Linked DNA regions of Homo sapiens: region 2 is linked to region 1. A link is a loop called in an ENCODE intact Hi-C map of the cell type or tissue named here. Cell type or tissue: HCT116. All regions are shown on one strand. Each heading gives the region's core, and the rest is flanking DNA. Links, peaks and the distances in the headings are about the cores only. Region 1 has its middle 15 kb from the start of PORCN-DT. Region 2 overlaps ZNF81 (zinc finger protein 81).

Region 1 (11,569 bases), core at 1,445-9,444:
AATGGCGTTCTTCCTGAAGTCTTTTTCTTTCTTTGAATTGCAGGCTGGGGGTTGGCACATGTGTCTCTTTGGGGCCTGGAGCAAAAGCGGGCTGGCTACCCCAGGCCAGCTTCCCCAGGCCTCTGGCCACACTCTGGGTGCTGGCTCTTTTGCTCAAAAGCCATCCCTGGCACCCCAGGACTAGGAATTAAAGCCCCTGCTCAGCTTCCAAATGCCAACTTCTTTTATTTTATTATTATTTTTGAGACAGTCTCACTTTGTCGCCTAGGCTGGAGTACAGCAGCGTGATCTTGGTGCTCACTGCAACCTCCGCCTCCCGGGTTCAAGCGATTCTCCTGCCTCAGCCTTTGGAGTAGCTAGGATTACAGGTGCCCACCACCATACCCGGCTAATTTTTGTATTTTTAGTAGAGATGGGGTTGCACCATGTTGGCCAGGCTGGTCTCGAACTCCTGGCCTCAGGTGATCTGCCCGCCCCAGCCTCCCAAAGTGCTGGGATTACAGGCATGAGCCACTGCACCCAGCCCAAGTGCCAACTTCTGCCTCAGCCCTTCATCCACCCTGCGCTTTAACCACACTCATTCTCTCTTACACCTCCCAGGGTTTATCTACGCTGTTCCCACTTCTAGGAATGTCCTTCCTCCTCCTCTCTCCTGGCAACACCAAGAGATCTGTCAGCACTCGGCTAAAATGTCAGGGTCATAATCAAATGCTCCCTGGGGTAACCACAGCATTGATCACAGAATCATGCAGCGAGATTTGCCTGTGGATGTCTCTCCAGTTAGACTGGGAGGGCTGAAAGAGCAGGAGGGGATATGACTCATCTCTGTGCTCCCAATGCATGGCACAAAGCTGGAGCCACAGCAGTGACCAGTTATGTGGGTGTGCGGATGGGTGGCTAGATAAACAGATGAATGAATAGTGGGTAAGTGGGTGAATCATGGGTGGATGAATGGGCGCAAGGCTAAGTGAGTGGTTGAGTAGATGAACTGTGGGTATCTACAAGAAAGAGCGGGTTGATAACAATTCTAATGTTCTAACCTGCTCCATCTGCTTCCCAATCCTCTTCTCTGACCCTCTCACACAGAACTCATCCTTAATGGTTGGATGAACTGACTTCTCTCTGCCAAGAAATCAGTGTTAGGAACAGACACTCGATGAATATACACCTACACAACAGCTTTGCAGCAGAGCTGAACTGACAGGCTGATAGCTAGACAGACAGGTCCCTCAGAGGAGGGGAGCAGAAGAGCCGGGAGCTCAGATGCGCCTGGGAGGGCCATCTGCTCTGAATGGAGACAGAACATGGGAAGGAGGTTGCTCTCTCCTCCCGGGGCTGCCTTTGAGCTGCCTGGTCCATTGAGTACTTGGCACACTCCCTGACATCTCCCCATCCTTTTGCCACACGGCCCTAAATCTCACTAGAAGATTAAGTCACATCCAGTGAGGCTTTGCCTTCTTCAGAATCTGGTAGTCATTGACATTTTAGTATAAATTGCCTTTTAATCTGTCATGGGAGGCAGAATTTCCGAGTTTAGGAGTGATGGGGTAACTTTACAGCATAAAGCTGAGCACCTGAAAGTGGTAGGCAGAGAGGGACTAAGGCTGCCAGTGGTTTTACTTAAGGATTCAGCGGTGGCCTACTGTATTGGGCAGGCATTCCTTTTACCAACTCAGCACCTCTTTCCTCTTCTATGAAAGACCACCTTCTTTCTTTCTTTCTTTTCTTTTCTTTTTTTTTTGAGACAGGGTCTCATTCTGTCACCCAGGCTGGAGTGCAGTGGAGTGAGAGGTGCAGCCTCTCACTCCAGGGCTCAAGAGATCAGCCTCCCAAGTAGCTGGGACTACAGGCATGCACCACCACACCAAGCTAATTTTTGTATTTTTTGTAGAGACGGGGTTTCACTATGTTGTCTAGGCTGGTTTTGAACTCCTGGCCTCAAGTCAGCCTCCCAGTGTTCTCGGATTACACATGTGAACCATCATGTCTGACCTCCATTTTCTTTTTTTTCTTTTTTTTTTCTTTTTGAGATGCAGTCTCGCTCTGTCACCCAGGCTGGAGTGCAGTGGCATGATCTTGGCTCACCGCAACCTCTGCCTCCCGGGTTCAAGCAATTCTTCTGCCTCAGTCTCCCATGTAGCTGGGATTACAGGCGCGTGCCACCACGCCTGGCTAATTTTGTATTTTTAGTAGAGATGGGGTTTCACCATGTTGGCCAGGCTGGTCTTAAACTCCTGACCTTGTGATCCGCCCGCCTCAGACTCCCAGAGTGCTGGGATTACAGGTGTGAACCAACACACCCGGCTGGACCTCCATTTTCTTTTAGCAACCCCCTTCCTCCTCACCTCACTCCAGTGCATGTTGTTCTTGTGGGGCTAACTCCCCCACCTCCCTGCTCCCACCTATATCTTCAGGAGTGGACTCATGACTAGACCAGCCAATCAGAGCAATCTGTCATTGTGACCACAGGGTCAGGAATGGGTGTGACTCAAGCCAGGCCACATGATCTAAAGCTGGAACTGAAGGGAAAGAGGCTTTGCTGTCCTCTGGGACTCCTTGCTGTTTAGGGATAGGCGAGGCAGCCACCACCTGGGAGAGCCTGCCGAGGGCCAAGCTCTCAAAGATAAATCAGACCTCCTGGACAGAGAGAGAGAGTCCTCAGACACGCTGTGCATGGCCAAAGCTCACTCTGTCCCAGGTCTCTTCCATTACCTGAGTAATTATTCCCTTTTACCTTAAGCTGGTTTGACTGGAGTGTCTGCCACTTACAACTCACAGAACCCTGAAGAATACATCCACCTTCCTGCCCTCTCAGCCCACATGGGGTTATCGTCCCATTTTGCAGATTGGACCTCTGAGGTCAGAGCATGCCAGCCACAGAGGAGAGTCTGGACTGGAAGGGACCCCAGAGGCCACTGAGTCCATCCCCCCAACCCAACCCCCACAAGTTCCCCAGGTAGGCCTCAGGAGTGGTCTGGCTGCAAACCTCCCCTTCACTGGCCACAAAACTTGGGCAACTTGACTCTCAACTTGCTGGGCAGCTTCCTATGCTGTGGCGGGGACTGGGTTTTGCCTTTGTGTGGCGGGGACTGGGTTTTCCCTTTGTGTCTGGTGTACTTTGTCTCTAATGGCAGGGCCTGGGCTGGGAAAGGGTCAGCCTCCAGCCGTTACACCCTTGGAGAACATTTGTTCTTCCCCAAAAGGCGGCTGCAAAGGTCCTCAGCAACTCACAGCTCCGAAGTGCCCATTGTACAGATGGGGAAACCGAGACCCTAAGAGGTGATTTCTCCTAGGGCACCCCACCATTTCCTGTCAAGAACTCACCACTCCTTGTGCTCCTCCTCATTTGTGCCTTGGGCTTCAGGATCTCCTGGATGGCAACATGGGGGTTCCAGAGAGCAGGTCAGGCCTGTTTTCCCTGGCCAGGAGTCTGAGTTTCCTGATCCATCACCCGGGGAACACTTGTTGGGTGTTTCATCCAAGGATGGAGCAGCTGGGTCCTGCTAGGCCAGCATCTCGAGGGGGCCCCAAGCATCCCTTCAAAAATGTCCACCACTGGAAGTTCTGCAAGTCAAACAGACCTAATGACTAACAGCTGATAAATATTGAGCGTTTACTCTGTGCCGGGCAATTTGAAGAGCTTCGTGTCCATAATCTCATTTAATCTTCTCCACATCATATAAGGCAGGAACCGGAACTAACTACATTTTATAGATAAGGAAGCTGGGGCCCAGCAGTTGAAATAGTATACCTAGAATAAAGCTTTCCTATGGTCATCACCAGCATAGCAGTTCAGGATGGCAATGGGGGCATTTCAGCACTTCCCCTGGCCAGGACCACCTGGGGTGGGGTGGACGGCTGGTTGTGTCGTGGGTCTGAATCAAGGCACAGCACAGAGGGTGGGACCTGACAGATGACCCCCTCATCTCAGAAGGTCACTCCATATCCCCATGGTGGAGGTGTGTCACAGCCCTCCATTCCATTCCACACCTGGGCACAGCATATCCCCCTCCTTCCAGGAGCAGGGCAGCACCCAGAGTAGCTTGAGTTCAGCTCTGCCTTCCAGTCCCAGTCCATGAGGGTCACTTCAAGCAAGTCCCTTCTCCCCCAGCTTGGTGATCTCATCTGTACTGTGAGCTGGTAGATGCAATTAAAAAATTATTTCCAAAATGGTAACATCACGACTCCTACAAATATAAAGTGAACATGTGTCAAGGATTTTTAGATCATTTATTTATTTATTTTTGAGACAGAGTCTCACTCTGTCGCCCAGGCTGGAGTGCAGTGGTGCAATCACAGCTTACTGCAGACCTTGACCTCCCTGGCATCAGATGATCCTCCCACCTCAGCCTCCTGAGTAGCTGGGACTACACACGCTCACCACCACTCCCAGCTAATTTTTGTACTTTTTGTAGAGACAGGGTTTTGCCTTGTGGCCCAGGCTGCTCTTGAACTCCTGGGCTGAAGTGATCCACCCGCCTCGGCCTCCCAAAGTGTTGAGATTACAAGCATGAGCCACCATGCCTGGCCCAGATCATTTATGAATGAGGGAACTGGTAATATGTTACACTAGGCTCAGAGGAGAATCTGAAGAACAAGCATATATAAACTCCCAGAGATACTGCAATGGATTTGCCAATAGATGCAATATAATATCTGGAATAATCTTTTTCTACAGGATAGAGATCAGCTGTATCTCTACAGGACAAAATTCATTTATTATGGATGGGAATTATCAGTCCTGCACAGGTTAACTTCTCTCTACAGAGGTGCAAAATGGCCCAGCCAAAGACAAAAGTGCAGCCCGCTATAGAATCAGATACGCCATAAGGGGCTTGGGTAGACCACATCCAGTGTTCCATTGAAAGGACACCTGGGGAATAGTTTTGTCCATTTAAAAGTTTTTTACAATTTTTCCTGATAAGCATAGGGCTGCGCTAGACAATGGCTGAGTATTTTTTTCCAGCTCAGAGACATCCCGGGTGAAGGTATGCCTGGCTCTGGGGCCATGTTCACTTTCTGCGCATGTCCAGATTTCCTTTGCCTTTAAAAACCTGGACACTGAGGGGCGCCACTAGCTCACATAATGCCTGCGTGAACTTTAGAAAAGGATGCCCCTTCCTCCTGATGGACGCGGCCCCAGGCCAGGCCCCAGTGATGCTAGAGGAGCCCAGGGTGCATTCCTGCTCCCAGTGTCCTCTGTGGCCAGGCAACTTTTGTTAGAGCACAGCCTGCACAACTGTGCCCAGTGGCCTGTGGCTGCCTGGCGTTCTGCAGTCAGTATTGTTGACCTTCTGGAGGATCTAAAAGAAAGCCATTGGCTCAGAGCCAGGCGTGGTAGCTCGCACCAGTAGCTGAGGACGGAGGATCAGTTGTGAGATCAAGGCTGCAGTGAGCTATGATTGTGCCACTGCATTCCAGCCTGGGTGACAGAGTGAAACCCCTCCACCCCAGTCTCTGGAAAAAAAAAAAAAAAAAGAAGCCATTGGCTTGGGGTTGAAGTGGGGGCACAAGAAGGTCTTGACTCCGCACCTGGGAGCTTTTTGGGGTGAAGCTGATCAGGACTGGGGTGCCATGACTGGAAGGGGAGATTTGTGTCCATGTACCCCTAGGGGCCCATGCATGGGAATGCTCATGTTTTCAGCTGTGCCAATGGGCTTGGATCTTGGTGTCTGTGCAAGTATACCCTTGGGGGACCACTCTACATCTGGGCCAGCTTGGAATTCAGGAGCAGCAACATCCTTCTCCAGCTGGGGTCAGGAGGAAGGTTGTGGGTTCCTGTGCCTCCCCTGCTATGGTCGGGTGGGTTGGTGGGGGACCAGGGTTCGTGATGGACGTGCCCCCTCCTAGCCCAGGGTTTCAACCCCACCAGGCTTCCCCCATGCTGACTGGCCTGTGGCCATGGCTCCCCCAGCCCATTTCCAAGCTTTGCCTCTGGGGCAGGGTGTAAAGACTCTGAAGTGGCAGAGGAGCAGGAGGGTGGCCCAATCTTGGGGAGCAGCCAGCTGCCTGCCCACTGTCCATGGGCTCCTCTCTCAGGCTAAATGCTTCCCGGGGCCTGGGCTGCAGACAGGCAGGCCATGTGACAATGGAGAAGACCGAGGCCCAGAAAGGGGAGGCAGCTTACCCTGGGCCCCAGGGGCCCGTGGAATCCTGGACAGTTCTTTCTTTTTTTTTTTGAGACAGAGTTTCACTCTTGTTGCCCAGGCTGGAGTGTAATAGCGTGATCTCGGCTCAATGCAGTCTCCTCCTCCCGGGTTCAAGCAATTCTTCTGCCTCAGCCTCCCAAGTAGCTGGGATTACAGACATGTGCCACTGCGCCTGCCTAATTTTGTATTTTTAGTAGGGACGGGGGTCTCTCCATGTTGGTCAGGCTGGTCTTGAACTCCCAACCTCAGGTGATCCGCCTGCCTCGGCCTCCCAAAGTGCTGGGATTACAGGCGTGAGCCACTGCGCCCAGCCTGGACAGCTCTTTAAGCCTAAACTGCCTGTTACAGGGACAGAGAGAACTACCCCCGCCCCCAGCTCCAAACTCTGGTTCATCTCTGGGCTCCTCCCAGGCCTGGGTACTTGGTCTTCTACAAATGATAAAAGAGCTGGATGCAGCTTCCTGGCTGAGCAAACACTGTTTTCCCACTCCCAGACATTAGTCTTCTGAGTGTCCCTTGTCGTCTGTCCCCCTACCCCATCCCTGCAGTCCAACTCCTCTCCATTGCTGTGGGCCCTGTCACTGCCTCTTCCTACCCCTCCCCTCTAGGAAGCCTGCCCCGAGCCTCCAGGCCCAAGTGTTTTCTCCCTAACCCTAACCCTAAGCCTTGCTCCCAGGGACTTCCTGACCCTTCTGCTTCCTATCATGGTGACTCACAAGCATTGCTCATCTTCCCAGCCCTCCGGAGCCTGGCCACATTGTCTCTGGGGGCTGAAAGAAGGAAGCTCTAGCTTTCTCTCAGATAACAAGGTTTGAGACAAGTAAAATGGCCCCAAATTTCACTCCCTTAGCTCTGCTGAAACCTGGATTCATGGAGGTAGCGCATCCCTTGATTTTCTTTATGATCCCCAGCCAGGTGTAGGTAGAGGTAAATCTGCACACAGATCCCTCCATGGTGCTACATATGCATGCATGAATGCCATCTGTGGTCCCCCAAGGGTACACATACACAGACACCAAGATCCAAGGCCATTGGCACCGCTGAACACGTGAGCATACTCATGCATGGGTTCCTAGGGATACATGTACACACATGCCCAGACCCAGGTCCTTGGACACACTTGAAGCCATGCGCACACACATGCATGGACCTCCAGAGTTACACATGCACACATACACACATGCACATGCACACACACACGCGCACACACACACACACACACACACACACACGGGCACCCTGAGGTACCTGTACACAGACACCGAGGCCTGGGTCCATGGGCACACCTGATCACATCCACACACCCATGCACGTTCACACAGGTTATATGTTCACAAATACCCAGACTGAGGCCCACGGACAAATATGCACCTGCAGTACACACTCACACCTTTATGGGCATCCAGGGGGTATATGTACACAGACAGCCAGACCTGAGCCCATAGGCACACTTGCACTTTTGCACACACACATGCATGGTGCCCAGAGGTACATGTGTACAGACACCACAATCTAGGTTCCTGGGCACTTGTGCATCTGTGCACACACACACGTGGGAAATCCCTGCAGCCATGCATACAGCATGCCCACGTACATGTGCACAGACATCTACGCCCAGGCCCTTGTGTACCTGTTCACTCACACTTGCACGGGGCGGGGGGGGCGGTGCCCAGGGGTATACATGCATAGATACTAGACTTACCAGCTTGGGCCAATGTGCTCCCCTTCACTTACGCACTCACACACAGCCATGCATGTGCACGCTGGCATACACATGTATATACACAGACACAAACACTCAGGCTAGCACCCACGGACATAGGGCTTTGCACATAGAATCTCATATATAAGTACACCCTCACACATATGCACAGTTGCTTTTCACAAACACCCCTGTCAGGGAACAGGTCCCCATGTGCCTGCTACACCCTAGCATCTCCATGAGAATTCACACTTGAACTTCTGTTGCCCATATGCACTTATAACCATACCTGCATTCAAAACAGCAAAGCATGAATGCACACACATGTGCCATGTATGCATGCATGCACAAAAGGACTAATGTGCACACACATGGGCATAAGCACACCACGCACTCCTGCATAACTTCACACGTACTGGTACGCACACACCTATGTGCGGGCATGCATACCAATTATCCCGAGGCTCTTCTCCACCAACCCTGCATAACTGGTGATGGCTCCCAGCTCTGGCATCGGGCAGAACTTTCTTGTGAGGTACGGGCTGTGACTCATAATTCACTCCAGCTTTCCTCAGCTCCTGTGTCATCTAGAGAGACTCAGAACACTTGCCCCTTCCCTTGGGCTGCCACCAAGCCTGAGATGACACCACACCTATTCTCCCGAACCAAGGCATCGAGCAACCTGGCATGAACCAGGTGTGGGTGGAGTGTTAGAGGAAGCCTTGGGGCAGTTCTGAAAGCTCCCCAAGCAATTATTAGTCATTTTGTTATGTGGCAGAGGATATTCCATGGACACCGCCCCCAGAACCTGCAGGAGTGCCACGGATTTCATTCCAGGCTTGCCCTGGGCCCCTCCTGCTGCTCCAGAGCCCCCTTCAGCTAGACGAGGAGGATGTGCTGAATTTTCCTTCCTTCACTTGAGCACTGGCTCCCCTCATACCTGGCCAACACGAGTCTCTTGAAATCAGCCTTGAAACTGAGAGCCAATTAGCTGCTCAGACTGCCTTAACAAAATACCTCAGACTGGGTGGCTTAAACCACAGACGTTTATTTTCTCACAGTTCTGGAGGCTGGAAGTTCAAGATCAAGGTGCCGGTAGGGTTGGTTTCTGGTGAGGCTTCTCTTTCTGGCTCGTAGACAGCCACCTTCTTTCTCTGTCCTCATGTGGCTTTTCCTTTGTGCGCCCACAGGGAGAGAGGGAGGGAGCTCAGGCATCTCTTCCCTCTCTAATGAGGACACCGGTTCTATCAGATTAGGACCCTGCCCTTATGGCCTCATTTAATCTTAATTACCCCCATCTCCAAATACAGTCACATTGAGGATTAAAGCTTCAACAAAGGAATTTGCTGAATTCACAATTCAGTTCACAGCAGACAACAAAGGGAGCACTACCTTGAGCAGTTGAGGGAGGCCCCGGCTCCCTCCTTTTCCTCAGGTGCATTCCTGAGATGTGTTTGTGCAGGAAGGAGAGGGGTAAGGACAGGCATGAGCACAGCCTCTCTTGCAGAAATAGAAATCTTTATTGCTTGCAAAGTACTGCACTTTTTTTGTTTTGTTTTGTTTTTTGTTTTTTCTTCAAAACAGGGTCTTGCTCTGTTGTCCAGGCTGGAGGGCAGCAGCATGATCTCAGCTCACTGCCGCCTCAATCTCCCAGGCTAAAACGATCCTCCCACCTCAGCCTCCCAAAGTGCTGGGATTACAGGCATGAGCCACCATGCCTGGCCAGTACTGCACATTTTCCAAAAGTTATAACTTAAATGTAAAGAGTTATAATTTACATACGATAAAGTTCACCCTTTTGGCATACAGTTCTCTGAGTTTTGACAAACAATAACAGTTGAGTAGCCGCCACCACAGCAGCCAGAGGGATCCTGTTGCAACCCAAGTCAGCCCGGGGCCCTCCTCTGCTCGGAGCCCTGCCATGGCTCTCATCTCTCTCAGAGAAAAAGCCAAAGTCCTCTCCGTGGCCCACGAGGCCCTCCGGGCCCTCCTTGACCTCACCGCCCGCCACTGGCTCCTTGTTCACTCTGCTCCTGCCCCACTGGCCTGTTCTTCAAATGTGCCAGGCACCTCAGGGCCATTGCCTCAGGGCCCTTGCCTTTCTTTCTTTTTTTTGAGACAGAGTCTTGGCCTATCACCCAGGCTGGAGTGCAGTGGCACAACCTCAGCTCACTGCAACCTCCGCCTCCCAGGTTCAAGTGATTCTCCTGCCTCAGCCTCCCAAGTAGCTGGGATTACAGGTATGTGCCACCACGCCTGGCTAATTTTTGTATTTTTAGTAGAGACGGGGTTTCACCATGTTGCCCAGGCTGGTCTCAAACCCCTGACCTCAGGTGATCCACCCACCTTGGCCTCCCAAAGTGTTGGGATTACAGGTGTGAGCCACCACATCCGGCCCTTCGCCTTTCCCTGGATCACTCTTCCTCTAGATACACCCTCCCAGCTCACACTGACAGGGAAGAGTGCACTCCCAGGTTTACACTGACTGCTATAGGGACCTTCCCAGGGTCACACAGCCTGGGGTGTGGATCCTCTTGGAATCACACAGGTGAGGGTGTAGACACTCATGATGTTACTAGATTTTGGAGTAAGAAATCCTGAGGTCATGCTGATTGTGGTGTAGCCACTTCTGGGGTCACACAGAGTAGGGTGTGGCCACTGCTGAAGCATCACAGACCGGGATGTGTTCTCTTAGGGTCATACAGATTGGTGTGTGGGCAACACTGGAGTCACGCAGACTGGAGTGACTTGGATCACCGAGTTTGGGGTGTGGACACTTAGGGTCACACAGTCTGGAAAAAGGACATGGCTAAGGATACATAAACTGGGAAGTCAGCACCACTGTGGTCAAGTGACTGTGATGTGGACACTCCTGGATTCCCATAGGTTCGTCTGGGGACACTCCTGTGGTTACACGACTTGTGAAGTAGACTCTGCTGGGGTCACACAGACCCAGCTGTGGATATGCTTCGTCTGTGTGACTGGGGGGTGAATGTCCCCTGAGTGACAAAGATTGGCGAAGGGACACCCTTGGGCTCCCAAGACTTGGTGTAGATCCTTCTAGACTCCCACTGACTGGGGGGAGGGACACTCCTGGAGTCACACAGACTTTGTTGTGGACACTGTTGGTGTCATACCCACTGGAGTATAGACACCTCTCAGGACATGCAGATAGGTGTGGACACTCCTGTGGTCACACAATTTGGTGTGAACATTCCTCTGGTCACACTGACTGGGGAATTGACTCCTGTGTGTTTACAGACACTGGGGTGTGAAGACTCCTATGGTCACACAGACAGGGCTGTGCCCTCCCCTGGGTCACCCAGACTGGAATGTGGACCCACCAGTAGTCACTGGCACTGGAGTTTTACACTCCTGTGGTCACAATGACAGGGGAGTCGATAGTCTTCTGGTCGTACAGATGGGGGAGTGCACCTGCCTGAGGCCGTCAAGATGGGTATAGACACACTAATAGCCAGAGACTATGGGGTTTGGACAACACCAGGGTCACATATGCTGGGAACTGGACATTACTTGTGTCATAAAAACTTGGGTGGGGACACTCCTGAGGTGGCTGGACTGGGGCAAAACCACTCCCAGGACACCACAGACTGAGCTGTGGACTCCTCTGTGGTCACCGTTTGAGCTACACATTTATGGCACCACTAAGATGGCTATGGAAACTCCAAGCCATTGCCACTGCTGGACTCACAGAACC
Region 2 (11,569 bases), core at 1,780-9,779, 640 kb after region 1:
GCAATACAGCGAGATTCCATCTCAAAAAAAAAAAAAAAGGTCATCTCATTAGAACAAAAGATGCTCCTATCACCCAGGAAATTGCATGGGATTAAGAGCTCTGTGTCAAGAACTAGGGTCAAAGACCAAATATTAGAACAACAGATGTTCCTGGCACCCCTATCCACTCAGGAAATTACAAGAATTTTCAGAGCTCTGTGCCAGGAACCAAATATATATATTTTTATTATGCCACACTGCCTTTTGTTCCAGGCCATCTTTTCGAGGATGTTTGCAGAGCAAACAGCCTTGGAAATATATATTGTGTCTCCCTCCAGAGCAAAGGACAAGTTTGCTTACTACTCAGTATAAAAGACTCAGGATACCTAAGCGACCCACTGTGCATCACCTGGCTCTCTTCACGTCACCCTGTAGGAATCAGGACTTGGGGAGCTGGCACAAATGTTAAGACTCTAGCTACCACGACTGCCATGAGTAATAAAGTCCTTTTCTCTAGCCCAGAGTTTCATATCTCTTTTGCCAGCATCCAGGACACTGTCGCAGGCTAACATTAGCTCACAAGTAGGGTAAAAATCTCAGACTGTTCACAGTTCTTGACAGAGTCATAGGAACAAATGTGTGGACCTTATTTGGATTCTGATTTGAAGTCATCAACTTTGAAAAGACATTGACATGACCATTTGAAGTGATTAAAAAAACAAAAAATCAATACAGATATGAATGTCTTTAACAGTTCCTGTCAAAACAGGTAGGAACAAAGAAAGGATTATGGCCAGTAAACAAAATGAAGTGGAAATCAACAAATACTTCAAAATATAATAGGGAAAAAATGACAGAAATATGGAAGAGAGGAAAATCAGTATATAATTTGTTCTTAAAAATTGACCCAGGCAAGTTGAACTGATAAGCCTTCAAATACAAGGCTGAAGGAAAACTAATAAAAGAATTATTGAAATAACATATACAAATCTTGTCACTACTCAAGGTGGACAGTTAATAGTGTTATAATAATTAGAATATTAATTATAATTTATAAAATTAATGTTATAAAGGTAACCACTTAAAGAACCAAAAAAAGAATTTAAACCTTTCTTTTCCTTTCTTTTCTTTCTTTTTTTTTTTTTGAGACGGAGTTTGGCTCTTGTTGCCCAGGCTGGAGTGCAATAGTGCGATCTTGCCTCACCGCAACTTCTGCCTCCTGGGTTCAAGCAATTCTCTCCTGCCTCAGCCTCCCAAGTAGCTGGGATTACAGGCATGTGCCACCACGCCCGGCTAATTTTGTATTTTTAGTAGAGACGGGGTTTCACCATGTTGGTCAGGCTGGTCTCAAACTCCCGACCTCAGGTGATCTGCCTGCCTCGGCCTCCCAAAGTGCTGGGATTACAGGTGTGAGCCACCACGCCCAGCCGACCCTTTCAAATTATTAGAAAGAACAAAAAACAAAGCAAAATAGAGCATATAGTGAAACATATTAAAAAGAAACATTAAAATTAGAAAGTATAATATAAAACACATCTTTCACATATTATATAGAAAAATGAACAAAGATTCAGAATGATGGTAAAAGGATAAGCAAAGGTGTATCAGAAAAAGCCAAAAGAAGGGAAGCAAGGCCTCCATCTTAATATCAACCAGAGTAGAATTCCAGGGCAAAAGAATGAAACAAGACAAAGGAAGACACTTTATAAAGATAAAAGACTCAATCTAAAATAAAGGATTCTGAACATCATCAGTGTATAAGGAAGTCCCAAAAGAAAGGAGGCATGGTCTCCATCTTAATCAGCCAGAGACGAATTCTGGAAAAGTATAAGACAAGACAAAGGAAGATGACTTATAAGGGACTCATTCCCAAATGAAGAGTTCTGGCTGTTCTTAATCAGCCTTCACTACTTCAGTGACAATCCCTAGGGTGAGTTTGGGGAAGGAACTGGAAGTGTGGGATGCTTGACTTTGATACTTTTTAAAATCAAGAATGGATGTTGAAATTTTGTGACATTGCTTTTCTCTGATGATATGTTAATATGGTGGATTATAGATTTTATAATATTGGACCACGTGGTCAGAATGAGTGACTTTTAAAGGAATTGATGGATTCTGCTTGATGATATTTCATTTATAACAGTTCCATCACTATTCATGAGTGAGGCTGATCTGTAAGTGCTGATGTTCTCTTTGGCAGGCTGTTATACCACAACATTAGGTAAAAAGTATGAGACCCTTGGTAGTAAGAATGGCAGCTTACAGAATAAAAGGGGAATAATTGAGGGTCAGGGGTTGGCATAATTGAGATTCCCAAGACCTGCAAAGAAGTGTACCACAGAGATTATAGGAGAGTAACCCCCAGCCTCGCCCCAGTTTGAGGAAATGTGTCCCTGGCCCAAAACCCACCTAACAGGAGAAGACATTAAACTGTTTTGCAAGTCACAGGTTTTGTCAGTGAGCTTGCAGGAATTACTTATTCCTCTGGTGAAACGCCTTGGCTGGGAGTGGATAAGGGGTCAAGGGCAGATTTTTTCAGATGGAAAATATTTCTGCATGTTGCATGCTTGTGAGAATGGCCCAGCATAGAAGGGGAAAAGTGATGTGATAGGAAAGAGAGGAGATAACTGGAAGGGAGGGGAAAGGGTTCAGTGGAAAGATCATTTCTAACAGGAAGGAAAGTTCATGGGTATAGGAAAGGAATAAATGGACATTCAAATCTATAATTTTCCGTCCACCTGTAAGTTTAGCTTTACTGCATAAACCTTGAAATGTGCCTCTTGATGTTTACTTGTATGTATTTTGTAAGGTGATTTATGCTTTCTCTTTAAACATATTTATGTAAAATATTTTAATGTGCATAGGGAATATTTATTTTTCACTAGCTGCTTACTTTTTATTTTTAATTTCATGCTTTCATGCTCTGTGTGATGATCCATATTACAGCAAAGTTTTAAAATTTTTTTTTCTTTGCTTCATCATCTAGTTTCTGAAAAAGGCTGGGTTAAAGTGGCTAGTGGTACAATTAACTATTTCACCTAGTTTAAATTTTACATAGTTTAAGGATATATCATTAGCTATATATGTGTTGATAAATGTTATAATTCTTGGTATTTCACAGTTTGAAGAACCATCTACTTTCATACCTTGCAAAGTTTTTCACCTTATATTCCCTCTGCTCAGGTTTTAAAATTGCAGCCACAGGCTTCTATTGGTGTTTTTTGGCCAAGTCTATCATTTTCTGTCCCTTCATTTTCATATTTTCTGGGTCTTTTAATTTTTTTCTTTTTTCGAGAAGGAGTCTCGCTGTATCACGCAGGCTGCAGTGCAGTGGCATGATTTCAGCTCACTGCAACCTCTGCCAACCTCTGTCTCCCAGGTTCAAGCAATTCTCCTGCTTCAGCCTCCCGAGTAGCTGGGATTACAGGTGAGCACCATCTAATTTTTCTATTTTTAGTAGAGATGGGGTTTCGCCATGTTGGCCAGGCTGGTCTAGAAATCCTGACCTCAGGTGATCCACCCGCCTCGGCCTCCCAAAGTGCTGAGATTACAGGTATGAGCCACCGCGCCCGGCTGGGTCTTTTAATTTCAAATGTAACTCACATTTATAAAATAATGCTGGACCTTTGGGAATTTTTCAGTTGTTTTTTCCTATCTGCTGACGATGTTTTTCTTTTAATGAATGATTTTAAGCCATATGTAATTATTGGAACACTAGGATGGATTTCTGCTATTTAAATATTTCTTTTGGTTTCCTTTAATTTCCTTGGCACATAAAATTTTTGGTGTTTTCCCCCTTAATGCTCATTTGAAAATTACTATTCATTCTACATTTAGTCTTATCACTCATCCCAACATAAGACCAGAATTCTATGCATGTTTCTCTCCCAAAGTCTATCAATATCTATATTCTTCTGAAAAAGAGTAAGAGAATCATAGGATTCTTTGCTTTTCCTTTCACTTACTTTCTTTCAACTATCTCTTCTGTGGGAATAATTGTAATTTTAGTTTCAATTTATAATGATATACATTCATATATATTTGCATTTTTTCCATTTAGAAAATAGAAACAAAAACTGATGTCAAAACATTTTTGAAGAAAATGTTAACACATTAACGGGAAATGCAAAGATTACTTGAAAAAAGCAAACATACTCAATTCTTTTTTTTTTTTTTTTTTTTTTTTTTTGAGGCAGAGTCTCACTATGTCACCCAGGCTGGAGTGCAGTGGCGTGATCTCGGCTCACTGCAACCTCCACCTCCTGGATCCAAGTGATTCTTGTGCCTCAGCCTCCTGGGTAGGTGGGATTACAGGCGTGCACCATCACGCCTGGCTAATTTTTGTATTTTTAGTAGACACAGAGTTTCACTGTGTTGGCCAGGCTGGTCTCAAACTCCTGACCTCAAGTGATCCACCTGCCTCGGCTTCTCTAAGTGCTGGTATTACAGGCATAAGCCACCACACCCAGCCCATACTCAATTCTTTAGTAGGAAATCTGAATTATCATAAAGAAGCAAATGGCCCTATCTTAGATATAAGTTTAATGCAAGTTTATTTACAATGGCAATATAATTATTTTTAAATTTGGTAAGTAAATTATAAATTGTGTACAAAAAAGAAAACAATCAAGAAAACAGTAAATTCCTGAAAAAAAGGGTAATCAGAGACAGCCCTACCATCTATTAGAAGAAATAACAAATATAGAGGAATTAGAATAATAAAGATTATGACTATTAGCTCAATGGAACAGGATAAGGTCCAGAAATATACCCAATATACTCAGAGTTATATCTTGGAATGTATGTATAGGCATACATGGTTTCATTGCACTTTACTGCACTTCAGAGATATTGTGTTTCTCGTAAACTGCAGGTTTGTGGCAACCCTGATAGAGCAAGTCTATTGGGACCATCTGTACAACAGCATGTGCTTACTTCATGTCTCTGTGTCAGATTTTGGTAATCCTCACAATATTGTAAACATTTTCATTATTATTATATCTGTTTCTTCTCTTTTTTTTAAGGTGGAAGATTTGGGGGTTTTTTTATTTTTATTTAATTAATTAATTAATTTATTTATTTTTTTGATTGTTAGAATTTTTTTTATTATACTTTAAGTTTTAGGGTACATATTTTTTTAGTTTGAGACAGAGTCTCACTGTGTCGCCCATGCTGGAGTGCAGTGGCATGATCTCGGCTCACTGCAACCTCTGCCTCCCGGGTTCAAGCAATTCTCTGCTTCAGCCTCCCGAGTAGCTAGGATTATAGGCACCTGCCACCACACCCGGCTAATATTTTGTATTTTTAGTAGAGACGGGGTTTCACCATCTTGGCCAGGCTGGTCTCGAACTCCTGACCTCGTGATCTGCCCACCTTGGCCTCCCAAAGTGCTGAGATTACAGGCGTGAGCCGCCGCGCCCGGCCTATTATTATATCTGTTATGGTACTCTGTGATCAGTGATCTTTGATGTTACTATTGTCGTTGTCTCAGGGCACCACGAACCATGCGCATAGAAGATGGTGAACTGAATTGATAAATGCTGTGTGTGATCTGACTGCTCCACCTACTGGCCCGTTCCCTGTCTCTCCCTCTCCTCGGGCCTCCCTATTCCCTGAGACACAACAATATTGAAATTAGGCCAATTAATAACCCTCAGTGGTCTCTAAGTGTTCAAGTGAAAGGAAGAGTCACATGTCTCTCCCTTTAAATCAAAAGCTAGACATGATTGAGCTTATTGAGGAAGGCCTGTTGAAAGCCAAGCTAGGCTAAAAAGCTAGGCTTCTTGCACCAGTCAGACAAGTTGTGAATGCAAAGGAAAAATTCTTAAAGGAAATTAAAAGTCCTACTCCAGTGAACACATGAAAGATAAGAAAGTGAAACAGGTTTATTGCTGATATGGAGAAAGTTTGAGTGGTCTGGAAAGAAGACCAAACCAGCCACAACATTCCCTTAATTAAACCAAAGCCTACTCAAAAGCACAAGACCTGAACTCTCTTCAATTCTGCGAAGCTTGAGAGAGGTGAGGAAGCTGCTGAAGCAAAGTTTGAAGCTAGCAGAGGTTGGTTCGTGAGGCTTAAGGAAAGAAGCCATCTCCATAACATAAAAGTACAAGGTGAAGTAGCAAGTGCTCAAGTGCTAACATAGAAGCTGTATGCAGCAAGTTATCCAGAAGATCTAGCTAAAATCATTGATGAAGATGGCTACACTAAACAACAGATTTTCAATGCAGATTAAACAGCCTTATATTGGAAGAACATGCCAGCTAGGACTTTCATAGCTAGAGAAGAGAAGTAAATGCCTGAAGTAAATGCCTGGCTTCAAACCTTCAAAGGACAGGCTGACTCTCTTGTTAGGGATTAATGCAGCTGGTTACTTTAAGTTGAAGCCAGCCAGCCATGGTGGCTCACACCAGTAATCCCAGCACTTTGGGAGGCTAAGGTGGGAGGACTGCTCGAGGCCAGGAGTTTGAGATCAGTCCTGGCAACAGAGCAAGACCCCATCTCTTAAAAAAAAAAATTTAAAAATTAGCCAGGCATGGTGGCACATGCCTGTAGTCCCAGCTACTCAGGAGGCTGAGGTAGGATTGTTTGAGCCCAGGACCTCAAGGTTACAGTGAGCTATGATAACGTCACTGCACTCCAGCTTGACTGACACAATGAGACCCTGTCTCAAACAAACAAACAACAACAAAAAAGGTGAAGCCAATGCTCATTTACCATTCTGTAAATCCTAAGATCCTTAAGAATTATGCCAAATCGGCCGGGCACGGTGGCTCACGCCTGTAACCCCAGCACTTTGGGGGGCCAAGGCAGGCAGATCACGAGGTTAAGAGATCGAGACCATCCTGGCCAACATGGTGAAACCCTGTCTCTACTAAAAATACAAAAATTAGCTGGGCGTGGTGGCGTGTGTCTGTAGTCCCAGCTACTCGGGAGGCTGAGGCAGGAGAATCGCTTGAACCCAGGAGGCAGAGGCGAGGTTGCAGTGAGCCGAGATCGCACCACTGCACTCCAGCCTGGTAACAGAGCGAGACTCCATCTCAAAAAAAAAAAAAAGAATTATGGAACAACAAAGCCTGGATGACAGCACATCTGTTTACAGCATAGTTTACTGAATATTTTAAGACCACTGTTGACACCTATTGCTAGAAAAAAAGATTTTTTACAAAATATCACTGCTCACTGACAATGCACCTGGTCACCAAAGAGCTCTGATGGAGATATACAAGGAGATTCATGTTGTTTTCATGCCTGTTAACACAACATGATTCTGGAGCCCATAGATCAAAGAGTAATTTCAACTTTCAAGTCTTATTTAAGAAATACGTTTTGTAAGACTATAGCTGCCACAGATGGTGATTCCTTGGATGAATCTGGGCAAAGTAAATTGAAAACCTCCTGTAAACGGTTCATCATTCTAGAAGCCATTAAGAACACTCATGATTCATGGGAGGAGGTTAAAATATCAGCAATAACAGAAGTCTGGAAAGACTGGATTCCAATCCTCATGGATGACTTTCAGGGGTTCAAGACGCCACTAGAGGAAATAGCTACAGAGATGGTGGAAATAGCGAGAGAACTAGAAGTGAAGCCTGAAGATGTGACTGAATTGCTGCCATCTCATGATAAAACTTTAACGGATGAGGAGTTTTTTCTTATGGATAAGCCAAGAACATGATTTCTTGAGACAGAATCTACTCCTAGTGAAGATGCTGTGGACAGTGTGGAAATGACAGCAAGTGATTTAGAATATTACATAAACTGAAAGAAAGCAGGGGCAGGGTTTGAGACGATTGACTCCAATTTTGAAAGGATTTCTACTGTGGGTAAAATGCTATCAAACAGTGTTGTATACTACAGAGAAATCTTTCAGGAAGGAAAGTGTTCATTGATGTGGCAAACTTCATTGTTGTCTTATTTTTAAAAATTGCTATAGCCACCCCAGTGTTCAGCAACCACCACCCCGATCGGTCAACAGCCATCAGCATCAAGGCAAGACCTTTCATCAGCAAAAAGATTATGACCCACCAAAGGCTCATGTGATTGTTACCATTTTGTAGTAGTATTTTTAAATTAAGGTATATACACTGTTTTTAGACATAATGCTATTGTACACTTAATAGACTATAGCATACTATAAACATAACTTTTATGTGGGAAGCCACAAAATTTGTATGACTCTCTTTACTGAGATACTCGCTTTATTGCAGTGGTCTGGAATCGAACCCGCAATATCTCCAAGGTATGCCTGTATATGCTAATGTAGTATTGCATGTTAGTGGGGAAAATATAGATTATTCAATAAATGGTATTGGGACAAATGTGTAGGCATCTTGAAGAAAAATTAAGACAGATCTCTGGCTAAGGCTTTACAACAATAGCAAAAAGAATCCAGCTAGTTGCAGCAGTAAAAGTAAAAAATAAAAACAATTAAGTATTAAACAGAAAATGTAAGGGTTTTTTTCCCAAATACAGCTGAGCAATGAGGAACAATGAGGAAGGCTTTTCTAGTTGATACAAAACTTGGAGAACAGAAAAGATTCATAAACAATGCACAGAGAAAACACTAACATTTTCATTTAAAAGACAAATGGGAAGTTGGGGAAAATAACTGGGACACATGTAACATCCTTCCATAAATAGCAACACCCTAATAGAAAAATGGGAAAAGGAAATTTTAAAATGTCTCAGAAAAAAATCATATAAATGGCTCTTTAAACACAGTCACATATATTCAACCTCAGCCATAAGAGAAATGTAAATTAAATCTATACTGAGATACTGTGTTGTAACCTATCAGACTGACCAAAAAGAAAAAATGAATATGACAAGACACTGTGTTGCTTGGGTATGGTGAAAACAGACACTCATACAACTGACACAACCCACGAGGCAGGCAATTTTTCCATATCCATTAAGAATAAAAATGTGTAAACAAAACAAAACAAAAAGAGTAAAAATGTATATATCATCTGTCCTGGGAATTCTACTTGGAGAAATTTCTCTCTAAACATACTCTCTCTTGTGTTAACTAAGATTTGTATAAGGATATTCATTGCAGTGTTGTGTACAATTGCAAAAGATTAGAAACCATTTAAATGTCTATTAATAGAAAACTGGTTAGCATATTTTGATATATTCATATAATAGAATAAGACGTAGCCTTGTAAAGGAATGAGGTAACTCATTACATGTAGTGACACTGAATAATCACCAAGCTTTATTGTTAAGGGAGAAAAGCAAGTGCTGGAAATTTTGTATGCTAATATTTCAGTTTAAAAATGGATATAGGGGTGTTGGGTTGTGTGTGTGTGTGTGTGTGTGTGTGTGTGTGTGTGTGTGTGTGCGCGCGTGCCTGTGAATGAGTGCACGTGTTTGTATGGACAGACTATCTGTAGCTGCCTTGGGAAAGAATATATAGGCCACTGGGGTCAAAATTGGAGGGTACTTTTTTTCTTTTCAAAAGATTATTATTATTAAATATAATATTCATGCAGAAAAACATATGAAACAAATATTCACCTTAACTAATCATTTGAAGCAAATACCAACCTAATTACCACCACAATCTGGAAATAGAACATGGCCAGCTCCCTGGCCGGAAGCCTTACTCATGCCTCTTTCCCTCCCTCCCTGCAACGCCCCTGGTCAAGGAAGCCACTATTCTGCCTCAGATGGTGAGCACTTCCTCACTTTGCTTTCAAGTTTTATCACCTACAAATGTACCCCTCTATACTATATGCTTTTGCTTTTCCTGTCTTAAAACTTCATATAAATTGAAATAAACACAACAAATTCTTTGGTGTCTACCTTCTTTCACTCAATATTATGTTCAATGTATTTATCCATTCTATTTTTAAAATTTTTCTTTCTTTTTTTTTTTTTTTTTTAAGAGATGGGTCTCATTATGTTGCCCAGGCTGGTCTTGAACTCCTGGTCTCTAATGATCTTCCTGCCTCAGCTTCTCAAAGTGTTGGGATTACAAGTATGAGCTGTCACACCTGGCCCCACTCTATTATTGATGGTCATTTGCATTATTTCCAGTTTCTGGCTGTTACAAGTAATGCTACAGTGAGCATTTATACATGTGTCCTGGTACATCAGCCAAGGATTTCTGGTGGGTGTTTTCCTAGAACTGTTTCCTCATATGGTCTACATATGTACGGATGAATAAGGCTAAAAGGTCCCCAGAGATTGTGTCAATTTACATTCTCATGAGCAGTGCTCCTCCTCCTAACACTTGTCATTGTACTTGTCATTGTCAGTGTTCTAAATTATAGCCATTCTAGTGGTGGTGGTAAGGGGTAGTTGTATTACATTGTGGTTTAAATTTGCATTTCCCTGATGAATAATGAGATTGAGCACTGTCTCACGTGTCTATTAGCCATCTGAATATCTTCATCTGTTACATATCTGTTCAAGAAGGCCTCTGACTAGTGGGTATTCTGCTTTTTCTTGTTGTTTTGTTGTTCTTGATATATTCTGGGTATAAGTCCTCTGTTGTTTATATCTTCTCCCACTCTATGGATTGCGATTTTCTTCTTCTTCTTCTTTTTTTTTTTTTTGAGACGGAGTCTCGCTCTTGTCACCCAGACTGGAGTGCAGTGGCGCGATCTTAGCTCACTGCAACCTCCGCCTCCTGGGTTCAAATGATTCTCCTGCCTCAGCCTTCCAAGTAGCTGGGATTACAGGCACCTACCACCATGCCTGGCTAATTTTTGTATTTTTAGTAGAGACAGGGTTTCACCATGTTGGACAGGCTAGTCTCGAACTCCTGACTGACCTCAGGTGATCCACCCGCCTCAGCCTCCTGAAGTGCTGGGATTACAGGTGTGAGCCACCGCGCCCAGCTGTGATTTTCTTCTTAAAGGAAGTGATTATCATAAAAGTCAGGGTAGTAGTTAGCTCTGGGAGTAGAGGGATTGTGGAATGCTAACTATGGACTCTTTCTAGGCCTATGGAAGGATAACTCATTCGGCCATACATGTCTGTTCTGTATGCTTTTCTGTATGTATGTTACATTTCACAATAAAAACGTTTTTAAGACATAACTATGACCCATTAACTTCACCCCCCTGTATATATTTAAGAGAGGGTATACACATGTGCATGGAGACATGAAGAATGTTCCTAGCAGCATTGCTTATAATTCATATTATATTTCACTGAAATATTTTAAATTAACAAAAATTGATAAAAATTTCTTTAATTGGCTACCTTCTGTGACATAAAAAGGAGAAAATAAGAATGTGTTCTCAGCTGCTGTTATCTGCATAAAGAAACCCTAATCATACAGAGAAAAACTAACCTGGTTTTATGTATTAGAGAGAGCTGAGCAGACAGGAGAAAGATGGGTAAGAGAATTTAGACCATGGAGCTTGAGTAGCCCTTATCCGAAATGCTTGGGATTAGAAGTATTTGGGATTTTGGACTTTTTTTTCAGATTTTAGAATATCTGCATTATACTTAGGTTGGGCATCCCTAATCTGAAAATCCAAAATCCAAATGGGCATTTCCTTTGAATGTCATGTCAGTGCTCAAAAAGTTTTGGATTTTGAAGCATTTTGGATTTTGGATTTTTGGATTAGGG

Evidence for each region. Hi-C counts contacts between places; a loop is a spot of excess contacts. Peaks named below come from ENCODE experiments on the same cell type or tissue, not always from the same donor. Only the 100,000 strongest peaks of a DNase experiment are listed, where the experiment ranks them.
Region 2: a loop joins it to region 1, with 5 times the contacts of the local background. A loop is called at or near these places in 2 of 110 quality-filtered maps.

Annotation. Positions count from the first base shown.
Region 1 is chrX:48,487,767-48,499,335 of GRCh38, reverse strand. No RefSeq gene overlaps it. Among named protein-coding and RNA genes, the nearest start is that of PORCN-DT, 15 kb to the left of the region's middle. RefSeq lists a cis regulatory region at 2,219-2,739 and a silencer at 10,015-10,248. In HCT116, for the core only: a CTCF peak has its summit at 5,065; a DNase peak (open chromatin) is centred at 5,065.
Region 2 is chrX:47,848,648-47,860,216 of GRCh38, reverse strand. All of the region lies in intron 2 of ZNF81 (zinc finger protein 81), which reads right to left. Among named protein-coding and RNA genes, the nearest start is that of ZNF81, 18 kb to the right of the region's middle. In HCT116, for the core only: a CTCF peak has its summit at 5,612; no DNase peak of the experiment used is centred there.